2 separate regions of the Homo sapiens genome follow, and region 2 is linked to region 1. A link is a contact called in ENCODE Hi-C or POLR2A ChIA-PET data. All regions are on one chromosome and are shown on one strand. The core of a region is the stretch at or near the end of the contact, and the rest is flanking DNA. Distances in the headings are between cores, read along the strand shown. Region 1 holds the start of ABHD12 (abhydrolase domain containing 12, lysophospholipase). Region 2 holds the start of NINL (ninein like).

What was found. Hi-C counts contacts between places; a loop is a spot of excess contacts on that map. ChIA-PET counts read pairs that join two places held with the same protein, here RNA polymerase II (POLR2A). Pooled maps may share reads with other maps.
Region 2: a loop to region 1 is called in a pooled map, with 17 times the contacts of the local background. The contact joins the promoter of NINL here to the promoter of ABHD12 in region 1. A Hi-C loop is called at or near these places in 12 of 50 pooled maps. POLR2A ChIA-PET finds 5 or more read pairs at or near these places in 8 of 52 experiments (AG04450, H1, HepG2 and 4 more).

The regions. Positions count from the first base shown.
Region 1 is chr20:25,388,414-25,394,800 of GRCh38, reverse strand. It overlaps ABHD12 (abhydrolase domain containing 12, lysophospholipase), which reads left to right and starts at 3,966. Exons shown (of 13, transcript NM_001042472.3): 1 at 3,966-4,288. The coding sequence starts at 4,098. LOC105372581 (a long non-coding RNA gene) reads left to right here. Exons shown (of 3, transcript XR_937403.3): 3 at 78-151. RefSeq lists silencers at 3,837-4,256, 4,297-4,346, 4,387-4,546, 4,717-4,876.
Region 2 is chr20:25,581,273-25,587,707 of GRCh38, reverse strand. It overlaps NINL (ninein like), which reads left to right and starts at 2,177. Exons shown (of 24, transcript NM_025176.6): 1 at 2,177-2,253. RefSeq lists a silencer at 2,113-2,242.

The sequences.
Region 1 (6,387 bases), core at 2,717-5,216:
CTATCTAAAGCACCACATTAACAATTTATATGTAGTTCTTGGAATAATGTTGTTTTGTCTCTGTCTTCTGCTCATAGTCTGTAAAATCGGACGGACTGCCAATCAGAGAATGAGAGATGCCCAGCCTGGCCTTACATTCTTTCAATTAATACATAAACACAAAGGGAGAGATGTTGGGAGCCAAAAAGGCCAAAGGGATCATGATCAACTCAGCATTCCACTGGAGGCTATATGATCAAATAGCAAACTGTTTATCACTATCACGAATGCAGGATGTGAGCAAACTCACACTGCGCCTGCCACCAAAAGGTTGGCTGAGGGCCTCACTCCCTGGCACGGGGCTCCTTGAAGTTATCTACTGAGAAATCTAGTGTCTATTGTTCAAACGATGCAGTCTGGCAAGCCTGCTGTGAACCAACCAGCCGACTGACAATTACCCCACAATCACCCCCCATTTATCCCTATCTGTTTTGCCTAATAAATATGGAGGGCTGTGTAAAGCTCAGGGCCCTTGTCCACTAGAGGCAAGGTGCCCCCTGACCCCTTCTTCCAAACATACTCTTGTCTCTTGTCTTTTATTCTCACGTTCACCACCCTTTGTTGTTACCCTAAGTCCATGCAGGTTGCAAGTGGCACCCCTGATCAACGACAGAATCGGGTGCTCTACAGTCAGGGAGGGCCATGTTAAACCCTTTTGTAAGCCTTGGGTTTTGAGTGAGATGGGGAGCCACTTAGGTGTTGTGAGCAAATAAATGACAGAATTAGACCTTGTAACAACAAGAAAACCCTATGTGGCAGCTGAATTAAGTGGACAGAAGTGAGGCAAAGTGGAGGCAGGAGACCAGTTAGGCTATTCAAATAATGGAGGTGAGAGATAACAGCAGTTTGGCCCAGGGTGGGGACCATGGAGGCGGTAAAATTTAATGGTTAAATTCTCATAGATTTTGAAAGCACAGCTGACAAGGCTTGGTGATAGACATGCTATAGCACAAGAAAGGAGAAGTCAAGGATGACCCCAGAATTGTGGCCCCAGGAACTGCAATAGAATTACCAGAGAAGGTCATGGATGGAGTTGGGGGTGGGAGAAGAGTTGGGAGCTCAGCATTGAAGTGGTGCTTGTCAGAAATCAGAGCAGAAATGATGAGGAGCCTAAGGGTCAAGGAGAGGTGTGGACCAATGATAAAAATGTGGGCATCACTAGCATGGGCTCAACCACCAAGAGTTGAGCACTGTGTGGGCAGGGCCTCGTGCCTGTAAGAAAGATTCAATACACGGTACAGATTTTTCCTCTCCAGCTCTTCCTTCCTTGTTTTTTTTTTTTTTTTTTTTTGGTTTGTTTGTTTGGTTTTTTTGAGTCGGAGTCTCACTCTGTCGCCCAGGATGGAGTGCAGTGGTGCGATCTCCGCTCACTGCAAGCTCCGCCTCCCGGGTTCACGCCATTCTCCTGCTTCAGCCTCCCAAGTAGCTGGGACTACAGGCGCCCGCCACCATGCCCGGCTAATTTTTTATATTGTTATTAGAGAGACGGGGTGTGAAACCGTGTTAGCCAGGATGGTCATGATCTCCTGACCTTGTGATCCGCCCGCCTCGGCCTCCCAATGTGCTGGGATTACAGGCATGAGCCACCGCGCCTGGCTGTTTTTTTTTTGTTGTTGTTGTTTTTTTAATTGAAGTGAGCGATAGAGTCAAAACCTCTTTTTTTTTTTTTACGTTTTAGTTATTTCCTAGATTTCCAATCTCTCCAGGATGTGTTACTACATCACTATAAAGAATTTATAATTTACATTCCATAGTATGTTTGTTTGTTTATTTTGAGATGGAGTCCTGCTCTGTCACCCAGGCTAGAGTGCAGTGGTGCAATCTCGGCTCACTGCAACCTCCGAATCCCAGCATCCCGGGTTCAAGCAATTCTCCTGCCTCAGCCTCCCAAGTAGATGGGATTACAGGCGTGCGCCACCACACCCAGCTAATTTTTTTGTTTGTTTGTTTTTGAGAGGAGTCTCCCTCTGTCGCCAGGCTGGAGTGCAGTGGCACAATTTCGGCTCACCACAACCTCCGACTCCCTGGTTCAAGCGATTCTCCTGCCTCAGCTTCCCAAGTAGCTGGGAATACAGGCACGCGCCACCATGCCCAGCTAATTTTTTTTTTTTTTTTTGAGACAGAAGTTTGCTTTTGTCCCCAAGACTGGGGTGCAATGGTGTGATCTCAGCTCACTGCAACCTCCGCCTCCCAAGTTCAAGCGATTCTCCTGCCTCAGCCTCCCAATTAGCTGGGATTATAGGGTTGTGCCACCATACCTGGCTAATTTTTGTGTTTTTAGTAGAGACGGGGTTTCACTACATTGGCCAGGATAGCCTCAATCTCCTGACCTCGTGATCCGCCCGCCTCGGCCTCCCAAAGTGCTGGGCTCACAGGCGTGAGACACCTCGCCCAGCCTTTTTTTTTTTTTTTTTTTTAAACAGAGTCTTGCTCTGTCACCCAGGCTTGTGCCACCACACCCGGCTAATTTTTGTATTTTTAGTAGAGACGGAGTTTCACCATGCTGGCCAGGCTGATCTGGCCTCCATCTCCTGTGCTTAAATGATCCACCCACCTCCGCCTCCCAAAGTGCTGAGATTACAGGCATGAGCCACTGAGCTCGGCCCATAATGTTTTTAAAAAGTATATCTGGAGATATTGACACAATTATGAATGCAGGCTGTAACACTTAGTAATATGGTCAATAAATTATTTTGCAATTTCAAAGTATCATTACAAAACTAATTTAAAAAGCAGCCGGGCGCGGTGGCTCATGCCTGTAATCCCAGCACTTTGGGAGGCCGAGGCGGGCGGATCACGGGATCGAGAGATCGAGACCATCCTGGCTACACAGTGAAACCCTGTCTCTACTAAAAATACAAAAAAATTAGCCGGGCATGGTAGCCGGCGCCTGTAGTCCCAGCTACTTGGGAGGCTGAGGCAGGAGACTGGCGTGAACCTGGGAGGCGGAGTTTGCAGTGAGCCGAGATCGCGCCACTGCACTCCAGCCTGGGCGAGAGCGAGACTCCGTCTCAAAAAAAAAAAAAAAAAAAAAGAAAAAACTAATATAAAAAGCTGTTGAATTTCTAAACGCATTTCCAATTGACCTTTATCAATTGCCAATAGTTTTCAAAGTGACAAATGCTGAAATTTCTAACGTTACTTTGGAATAAGCAAATATCTCTCTTTGTTATAGATCATCTGTAAAACTAATGCCATATTGAAGAAAGCCAAAGTTATAAAACTAAATTTGTGAAACAGCCCTTTATTCTTTCCTTTTCTCTTTCTAGGATGGGTTGAATTAGTACTAAATTTGGGTTTCATAAGGGCGAATTTATCTTTGAAATGGATTTTCCTCCCATCAGGTAGTCTTAATTGCTTTATAAAAATCTAAAATCTAACACAGGTTTTTAAAAAGTAAATTTTTCAAGCAGTTCATTTCCTGATGTTCGGCCCAAAAGTAAACACTGAGTATATACATTTACTTCAAATTAAAAACTGACGACCGGAAAGCATACTTTTAAAGGTAATGTCCTTGTGGAAAAAGAATTAAGAATCACGAGAACGGAACTGCTATTTGCTACCTCTGGTTTTCCGTTCACAGAAGCACGAGGAGCCCAGCGCTGCGGCTCTGCCTCGCTGGGCCACCCCTTTCGGGCACGACCGGGAGCGGGTGCTCCTCACACCGAGCGCCCGGGCGAGCACAGCTGCAGCCTGCGGATGGAGCCCAGAGCCCTGCCCTGCAGATGACGCGCCGCTGCAGCTTCGCCCACCCTCCCACAAAATGGCTGCGGGTGGCGCCAGGGATGCTGGGCGCGCGCTCCTTGGAACTAGAGAGGAGGTGGCCGGGGCGGGGCCGGGGGAGGGGGGTAGGGCAGAGCCGGCGGGAGCCCGGCGCTGATTGGCCGGCCTGGCTGGCGGGCCCCCGCCGCTGGTTCGTAGCCGGCGCAGCGGCCTGGGCTGGGATGTGAGGAGCGGCGGGTTCCGGGCTCCGGGCTCTGGGTGGCGGCGGCTGTGAGCGGCGGCACTGCGGCGCAGGCCAGCGGGCGCCGTCGGCGGCTGGCCCTGTCGGCCGCGGGATGAGGAAGCGGACCGAGCCCGTCGCCTTGGAGCATGAGCGCTGCGCCGCCGCGGGCTCGTCCTCCTCCGGCTCGGCCGCCGCGGCGCTGGACGCCGACTGCCGCCTGAAGCAGAACCTACGCCTGACGGGCCCGGCGGCGGCTGAGCCGCGCTGCGCAGCCGACGCGGGAATGAAGCGGGCGCTGGGCAGGTGAGGCTTCGCGCGGAGCGGGGGGGGGGGGGGGGCCGGTCCCTCACTTTGCGCAGGTGCGTCCCGCAGGGGGCCGCGGTACCTCCCAGCCCCTCCCAGAGTGGCCGTCCGCCCGATCCGCGGCCGCCCCCGTCCGCGCCTGTGTCCCGCATTTGGCCCGCGGCAGCCCCACCCCCGCTCCCTTCCCCAGGCACCGCGGCGGGAGCGCCCTGCCCTGCCGCTGACCCCCTGTGTCCTGCTCCGGCCCTCTCGCCAGGCACTCCTGGCCTAGCCTTGCACCCCGACCCTTTCCCGGGGAAGCCGGGGGGACCCTTACGCTGGGGGCTTGGCGCCGCCCGAAGTCATGACCCCGCGTGGGAGAGCAGGGTAGGGGGTGGGGAGTCCTTGGAAGATCCCTGGACGCCAGGCACAGCAGAGGCGGGAGGCAGAGGGGCCGGCGCCAGACCCTGAGAGCGCTGGGGCCCACTCGGACCTCCTCCTCCTGCTCTGCATCAGGCCCCACACCGAGCGCCCGGGCGGGCGCCCCTCGGGCTGGGCTGCGTGCGCGGAGCCTTACTGGCGCCTTGGGCCCTCGGCGGCTCTCCCCGGTAACTAGGGTCGGGGGCGTGCGTCGCTCAGAACTCGGGGACCTTTGGGGAAGGGCTCAGTGGGCGGCGGGGTGCTAGGGGAAGGAGGGACTCGGAGCATCGCAGCCGTCGGAGGGAAACCTGCCCTTCGCTCTGCTGGTGATGGTTCGTGGTACTTGAAATCTGTCCGCACAAGTTCGCCTCCTTGGGAATCATCTCGCAGTCCTGAGTCGTTTGGTTATTGGCGTTCAATAACCTTTGGGTTATTGGGTAGAAGATGAATGCGTTTATATAAAGCCACTTTCAAAACTGAGATGGGAACGTGTTTCATAGGGACAGATTTCTCCTCCCATCTGCTGGTTTCCTAATTATCTGGCTGTTGTAGAACGTAGCATTCCTGACAGCTTTGAAGCCTTGCTACTTCGTGGTGGTTTGAAGAAGTTACTATATGATGATCTCAGGCGTTGTAGCAGAGGCACTTCTTTTTTGACCATCTGGAATGCCCTTAGTTGACGCTGGCCACTTGAGTGTAAAATATGCGTATCGCTCCTAAGGAAAAGTAGAATTTCAACTTCATTGCTTAAAAAAATCATGAAATTAAACTATAGACACTTCTAAGTCGATGGTTTGACAGAAGGGCGGAGACTGATAGTTTTGTGTCTTTATGTGTAAAATTATGTAGCATCTGATCAATATCTTTTGTGAAACTAATCTGTTCTCTTTGCTATGGAAAGATTTATCTGCATTAAAAACTCATGATTTAACTTTAATACAATTTTATTAACAGACATGGCATAACGCTTAGATAAATTGGAAAATTCTTCCTTCGAAAAAATCAAATTGCCGGGCGCGGTGGCTCACGCCTGTAATGCCAGCACTCTGGGAGACCGAGGCGGGCAGATTATCAGAGGTCAGGAGTTCGAGACCAGCTTGACCAACATGGAGAAACCCCGTCTGTACTAAAAATACAAAATTAGCCGGGCGTGGTGGCGCATATGCCTGTAATCCCAGCTACTCGGGAGGCTGAGGCGGGAGAATCGCTTGAATCTGGGAGGCGGAGGTTGCGGTGAGCCAAGATCTCGCCGAACCGAGATCGCACCAGTGCACTCCAGCCTGGACAACAAGAACGGAACTCCGTCTCAAAAAAAAAAAAAAAAAAGAAAAAATCAAATTGTTTTACACAACGTTTGGGGAAACAGCGGCGACCTGGCACCTTCTTGAAGAATGTACTGTATTAAAATTACCCGATTAATTTTTATTTTCGTGTCAGGACAAAGAGAGACATTCCAGTGGTGTCCATATCCTTTGGATAAGCAAAAGGCTGTTAGGGGTAAAAAGCAAAACAAAGGGAAAGAAGACCAAATTTGTTAGGTTGTCTTCCTTCCCAGCTGGCTGTCTCAGACATCCTTGAGCTTTCTTCTCTTCCTCGCTCAGGCTCTGCGCCACCATCACCTCCTCCTCACTGAGGCCTTCTTAGACCAGCCCACTCCTGTCGACCTTGTTATCACTCGAGATTGTAATTTTTGCTCGTGT
Region 2 (6,435 bases), core at 928-3,427, 190 kb before region 1:
CTGCCATTGTGCCCCACACTGGTTGGGACAGGTCATGGGCATAGCAAAAGGTATCTGGGCACATTCAGCAGGTCAGAGAAACCTCCCAGCCTAGAACACACTATGAGCGTCTCTGAACCACTCCCTGTGTTTGCCTTTTGCTCTGCATGGGGTTTAGCACTTGCAGGCACTTGGAAATTTCACTCGCCCTTGGAAACTCCGTTCCCCCATAGCCTGTCTTTCATCCTGCTTCCTTCTCACCCCATTTTGCCTCTGATCCTCACATCCTCTAAAGTGGAGTTCCTACAAAGTATATGCACCTTTCTCATGCTACAGTGTACTGTAGCTCATTTTGTAATTCTGATATAACTCTCTGACATTTTTGTATATTTATGTTTTTATTTTTATTTTTTGGAGACAGAGTCTTGCTCTGTCGCCCAAGCTGGAGTCTAGTGGCAAGATCTCAGCTCACTGCAACCTCCGACTCCTGGGTTCATGCAATTCTTGTGCCTCAGCCTCACGAGTAGCTGGGACTACAGGCGCGCGTTAACCACAACTGGCTAATTTTTTTGTGTTTCAGTAGACACTGGGTTTCACCATGTTGGCCACGCTGGTCTCGAACTCCTGTCCTCAGGCAATCTGCCCACAGTGGCCTCCCAAACTACTGGGATTACAGGCATGAGTCACCGTGCCTGGCTGTATTTACTTTTTTTTTTCTTTTTTTGAAATGGAGTCTCACTCTGTCGCCCAAGCTGGAGTGCAGTGGCTTGATAACCACAACCTCCGCCTCCCAGATTCAAGCGATTCTCCTGTCTCAGCCTCCTGAGTAGCTGGGATTACAGGCATATGCCATCACGCCCGGCTAATTTTGTATTTTTAGTAGAGACGGGGTTTCTCCATGTTGGTCAGGCTGGTCTTGAACTCCCGACCTCAGGTGATCCGCCTGCCTCAGCCCCCCAAAGTGCTGGGATGACAGGCATGAGCCACTATGCCCGGCCGGGTATTTACGTTTTTAAATTGTTTTCTGTGTAAACTCTATAAGGGCCAGGGATTTTTTGCACCGCTGTTGGCAGCCCCTAGGACAATGCCTGGCCCTAGTAGGTGTTCGATAAATATATACAGGTTGAATATCCCTTAACCGAGATGCTTGGCACCAGAAGCATTTAGGATTTCAGATTTTGGAATATTTGCATTATACCAATTGAACACCCCTAATCTGAAAATCCAAAATTAGAAATGCTCCAATGAGGCCAGGTGCGGTGGCTCATGCCAGTAATCCCAGCACTATGGGAGGCCAAGGTGGGAGGATCACTTGAGGCCAGAAATTCCAGACCAGCCTGGGCAACATGGTGAAGCCTCCTCTCTTAAAAAAATACAGGCCGGGCGCGGTGGCTCACGCCTGTAATCCCAGCACTTTGGGAGGCCGAGGCGGTGGATCCATCCCTTGAGCCTAGGAGTTCGAGACCAGCCTGGGCAACACAGTGAGACTCTGTGCTAAAAATACAAAAATTAGCGGACATGGTGGCAGATGCCTGCAGTCCCAGCTACTGGGGGTTGGGACGCTGAGGCGGGAGGATCGCCATAGCCGGGAAAGTCGAGGCTGTAGTGAGCCATGACCGCGCCACTGCATCCCAGGCTGGGCAGCAGAAGTGACAGCCTTTCTCAAAAGAAAAGAAAGTTAAAAGAAGAAAAAAGAAGTGCTCCAATGTGCATTTCCTTTGAGCATCAGGTCAGCGCTCAAAAACTTTCAGATTTTGAAGCATTTCGGATTTCAGATGTTTGGATTAGGGATGCTCAACCCGTATTGATTTAATATGCGGTGGAAACGTGACGACCTAGGTTTTAAGTCGCGGTTTCCTCAGTGGTGGGTTTGGGGTATTACCCCTGCCTGGCCGGCCTCCGGGCTTGTTTCCAGAAGATGCTACCCCGAGAGCTGCGAACCGCCAAGCTCCGCAGCGCGCAGGGCTCCGACAGGGACCAGCGAGGTCAGCTCCAAGGGTCACCCCAGGCTCCAAACTGGCCAGAGCCGCCCTGAGATTTGCGGAGGCCGCCTTGCCCCCACCCCGCCCCGCAATCCCGGACCCGACCCGCCCCCTCTCCCGTTCGCTCGCCCCGCCCCCTGTTCGCCCACTGCGCCGGGACACCGAGGGGGCGGTGCCTCGAGGCCGGGAGGAGTGTTGCGTCGCGGCCTCCAGACACAAAGAGCGGCCGGCGGTACGGGGGTGGTGCCGCGCTCCTGGCCCCGCGCGGGCGGACGGCGGAGGCGCCTCCCAGGTGAGCCGGCCCGGGCGTCCGGCGGGACATTCAGGCGGCTGGTGGGGTCGAGAGTCCGGGGCCGCCCCTGCGTCGCGACCCGCGCCTTAGTCACCAGACCCGGCTCCGGGAGCGCGGCCTCGGGTGCTCCTCGCGGTGCGGGGCGCAGACTCGGCGCATCTGCTGTGGTGCCTGCTCTTCCGGTCGCCCTCGAGGGCGGGGCGGGGGTCACGCCCTAAAATACAGCGCCCGCTGGGCCGAACGCTTGAAAACCCGGTTTCCCGACGGCGGCGGCGCGGGCGCCGTGCGAACGAGGGCCCGGGTCCAGCACAGCCCCAAGGCTCGGCCTGAGGCGGGCGGCCTTGGCCGGGGCCCCCCGTGGTAATGAGCTACGCGGTGCCCGCCGCCTGCCCAGCGCGGGCCGTTTCTCCTGACGCCGCCGGCGTCTGGTCGAGGCCCAGGATTCCCTCCTGCCAGTGTGGCTGCGGCCCCCCACGGAGCGGGACCCGCGTTCGTGGCGCTTGGGACGGTTGATTGAAAGGGTGTAGAAGTCTGTTGCGAATTTTATCTGTTGTACTCGTTTTGCAGATTCGCCCCTTTCCTCCCGCCTGTGCGCGCAGTCACACACACCATGTGGGAGTCTCTGATCGCGTTGGGTTCATAATCATCGATCGTGCCTGGGTACTGATGCCCCATTGTTAGGAGCTCTGTGTGGGGCTGTATGTTTGCACAGGACTCACGTGAGGAAGGGTGGCCACGTTTCTTTCTGCTCTGTGAGACTTAGGCCAAGCCCTGGAACTAGGGAGGAGGTTCAGGAAGAGACCCATGAAGCTGGCGGGGCCTTGGAGAAGGGCAAGTGATTTTCAAGGTCAGTAGTAAGAGGGGTCATGAGTAATGGTAAGTTTCTTAGCGGCCTTTGCTGTGACTTCTAGGTTTTTCACACTGGACTTAAAATACTTTTAAAAGCAGAGTTTTTGTTCTTCTTGTTGTTGTTCTTGTTGTTGTTGCTGTTTTTGAAACGAAGTTTCACTCTTGTTGCCCAGGCTGGAGTGCAATGGCGCCATCTCGGCTCACTGCAACCTCTGCCTCCCGGATTCAAGCGATTCTCCTGCCTCAGCCTCCCGAGTAGCTGGGATTACACGCCCAGCTAATTTTTTGTGTTTTTAGTGGAGATGGGGGTTTCACCATGTTGGCCAGGCTGGTCTCGAACTTCTGACCTTCAGGTGATCCAGCTGCCTCGGCCTCCCAAAGTTCTGGGATTACAGGCGTGAGCCACTGCACCCGGCCAAGTTTTTGTTTTGTTTTGTTTTTGTTTTTTAATTTTATTTTACTTTAAGTTCTGGGATACATGTGCAGAACGTTCTGGTTTGTTACATGGGTATACATGTGCCATGATGGTTTGCTGCACCTATCAACCCGTCATCTAGATTTTAAGCCCCACATACATTAGGTATTTGTCCTAATGCTCTCCCTCCTCTTGCCCCCCACCCGCCCCGACAGGTCCCGATGTGTGAGGTGTGTGATGTTCCCCTCCCTGTGTCCATGTGTTCTCATTGTCAACTCCCACTTATGAGTGAGAACATGCGGTGTTTGGTTTTCTGTTCTTGTGTTAGTTTGCTGAGAATGATGGCTTCCCACTTTATGCATGTCCCTGCAAAGGACATGAACTCATTCTTTTTTATGGCTACGTAGTATTCCATGGTGTATCTGTACCACATTTTCTTTATTCAGTCTATCCGTGATGGGCATTTGGGTTGGTTCCAAGTCTTTGCTATTGTAAATAGTGCTGCAATAAACATACACGTTTATGTGTCTTTATAGTAGAATGATTTATAGTCCTTTGGGTATATACCCAGTAATGGGATCACCGGGTCAAATGTTATTTCTGGTTCTAGATCCTTGAGGAATCGCCACACTGTCTTCCACAATGGTTGAACTAATTTACACTCCCACCAACAGTGTAAAAGCGTTCCTATTCCTCCACAGCCTCTCCAGCATCTGTTGTTTCCTTGCTTTTTAATAATTACCATTCTAACTGATGTGAGATGGTATCTCATTGTGGTTTTGATTTGCATTTCTCTAATGACCAGTGATGATGAGCTTTTTTTTTAATATATGTTGTTGGCTGCATAAATGTCTTCTTTTGAGAAGTGTCTGTTCATTTCCTTTGGCCACTTTTTGATGGGGTTGTTTTTTTCTTGTAAATTTGTTTAAGTTCCTTCTATATTCTGGATATTAGACCTTTGTCAGAAGGGTAGATTGCAAAAATTTTACCCCGTTCTGTAGGTTGCCTGTTCACTCTGAAGAGTTTCTTTTGCTGTGGAGAAGCTCTTAGGTTAGATCCCATTTGTCAGTTTTGGCTTTTGTTGCCATTGCTTTTGGTGTTTAGTCATGAAGACTTTGCCCATGCCTATGTCCTGAATAGTATTGCCTAGGTTTTCTTTTAGGTTTTTTATGGTTTTGGGTTTTACATTTAAGTCTTTAATCCATCTTGAGTTAATTTTTGCATAAGGTGTAAGGAAGGAGTCCAGTTTCTGTTTACTGCATATGGCTAGCCAGTTTTCCCAGCACAATTTATTAAATAGGAAATCCTTTCCCCATTGCTTGTTTTTGTCAGGTTTGTCGAAGATCAGATAGTTGTAGAAAGCAGAGTTTGTTTTTTTTTTAAGTAGTTAAAACTCATCTGTTAAACAGAACACTGAATCAGCAGCCTAGCAGTTTTATGAACTGTGTGCAAGAATGCTTGTATATTAAAAGGAAAATGTTCAGGTGTTAGAGAAGCAGTCTACTTTCATGCTTGTCCCTTTTGTTTGACTTATACATCATCCATTAGTGGTTTAAATGATGACAGATTGAATTGATCTGTATTGGCAAATAAAAGTGGGATGTGTGTTTATGTAAAGTTCAGGTGCAATAAAAATTAGAGGATAACTCTTTTTTGTAGAATGAGAAAATAGCAAGCCTTCTCCAAGGAACTTGGACTTCAGATTTTTTCTTTTTAATGTAGAGCCGGGAGTCTTGCCCAGGGTGGTCTCCAACTCCTGGGCTGAAGTGATCCACCTGCCTCAGCCTCCCAAAATGCTGGGATTACAGGTATGAGCCACCACACCTGACCTCAGATAACATTTAACTCCATCAAATTGGAAAGAAAGCACTTTATAGAGGAATAGTTAGGACTTAAGCAAAAAGTTTTGTTTTTTGTTTGTTTGTTTGTTTGTTTTTGATATGGAGTCTCGCTCTGTCGCCAGGCTGGAGTGCAGTGGCGCGATCTCGGCTCACTGCTACCTCCACCTCCCAGGTTCAAGTGATTCCCCTGCCTCAGCCTCCTGAGTAGCTGGGATTATAGGAGTACACCACCATGCCCAGCTAATTTTTTTATTTTAGTAGAGACGGGGTTTCACCATGTTGGCCAGGATGGTCTCCATCTCCTGACCTCGTGATCCACCCCGCTCGGCCTCCCAAGGTGCTGGGATTACAGGCGTGAGCCACCACGCCTGGCCGGACTTGAGCAAAATTTAATTGAGCAGTTTATATTAACTTCAATGGAAACTTTTTCGCTAACTCATACTTATCCCATATGTTGTGATTTATAGGACTGCTCTAAGGTGGGTGAATTGATATGGTCATTTGCTAAGAGCATGTTGTAAGTCTTTTAATGTTTGGGTATCCTTTGAACATTTGGTGATGGAAAATAGAATAACAAGAATGGCAAAGTTCCAACAGTGTCTGTAGCTTCCCCTTTTACAGTGAGTTCAAGTTCCTTGGAGAAGGCTTGCTATTTTCTCATTCTACAAAAAAGAGTTATCCGCTAATTTTTATTGCACCTGAACTTTACATAAACACACATATCCCACTTTTATTTGCCAATACAGATCAATTCAATCTGTCATCATTTAAACCACTAATGACTCTTTTTAAGTTTTTTAGAAGATGGCACATGTGGCATTTGAGACTTAGAGCATGTGAGCGGGGCTCTGTGAGCACATTCTTTCTATGGTGGACATTTACCTTTGGATTTTTTTTTTTTTTAAACTGAGAAGGAGTCTCGCTCTGTCACCCAGGTTGGAGTGCAGTGGCACAATCTTGGCTCACTGCAATCTCTGCCTCCCGGGTTCAAGCGATTCTCTTGTCTCAGCTTCCTGAGTAGCTGGGATTATATGTGCCTGACCACGCTCAGCTAATTTTTGTATTTTTAGTAGAGAC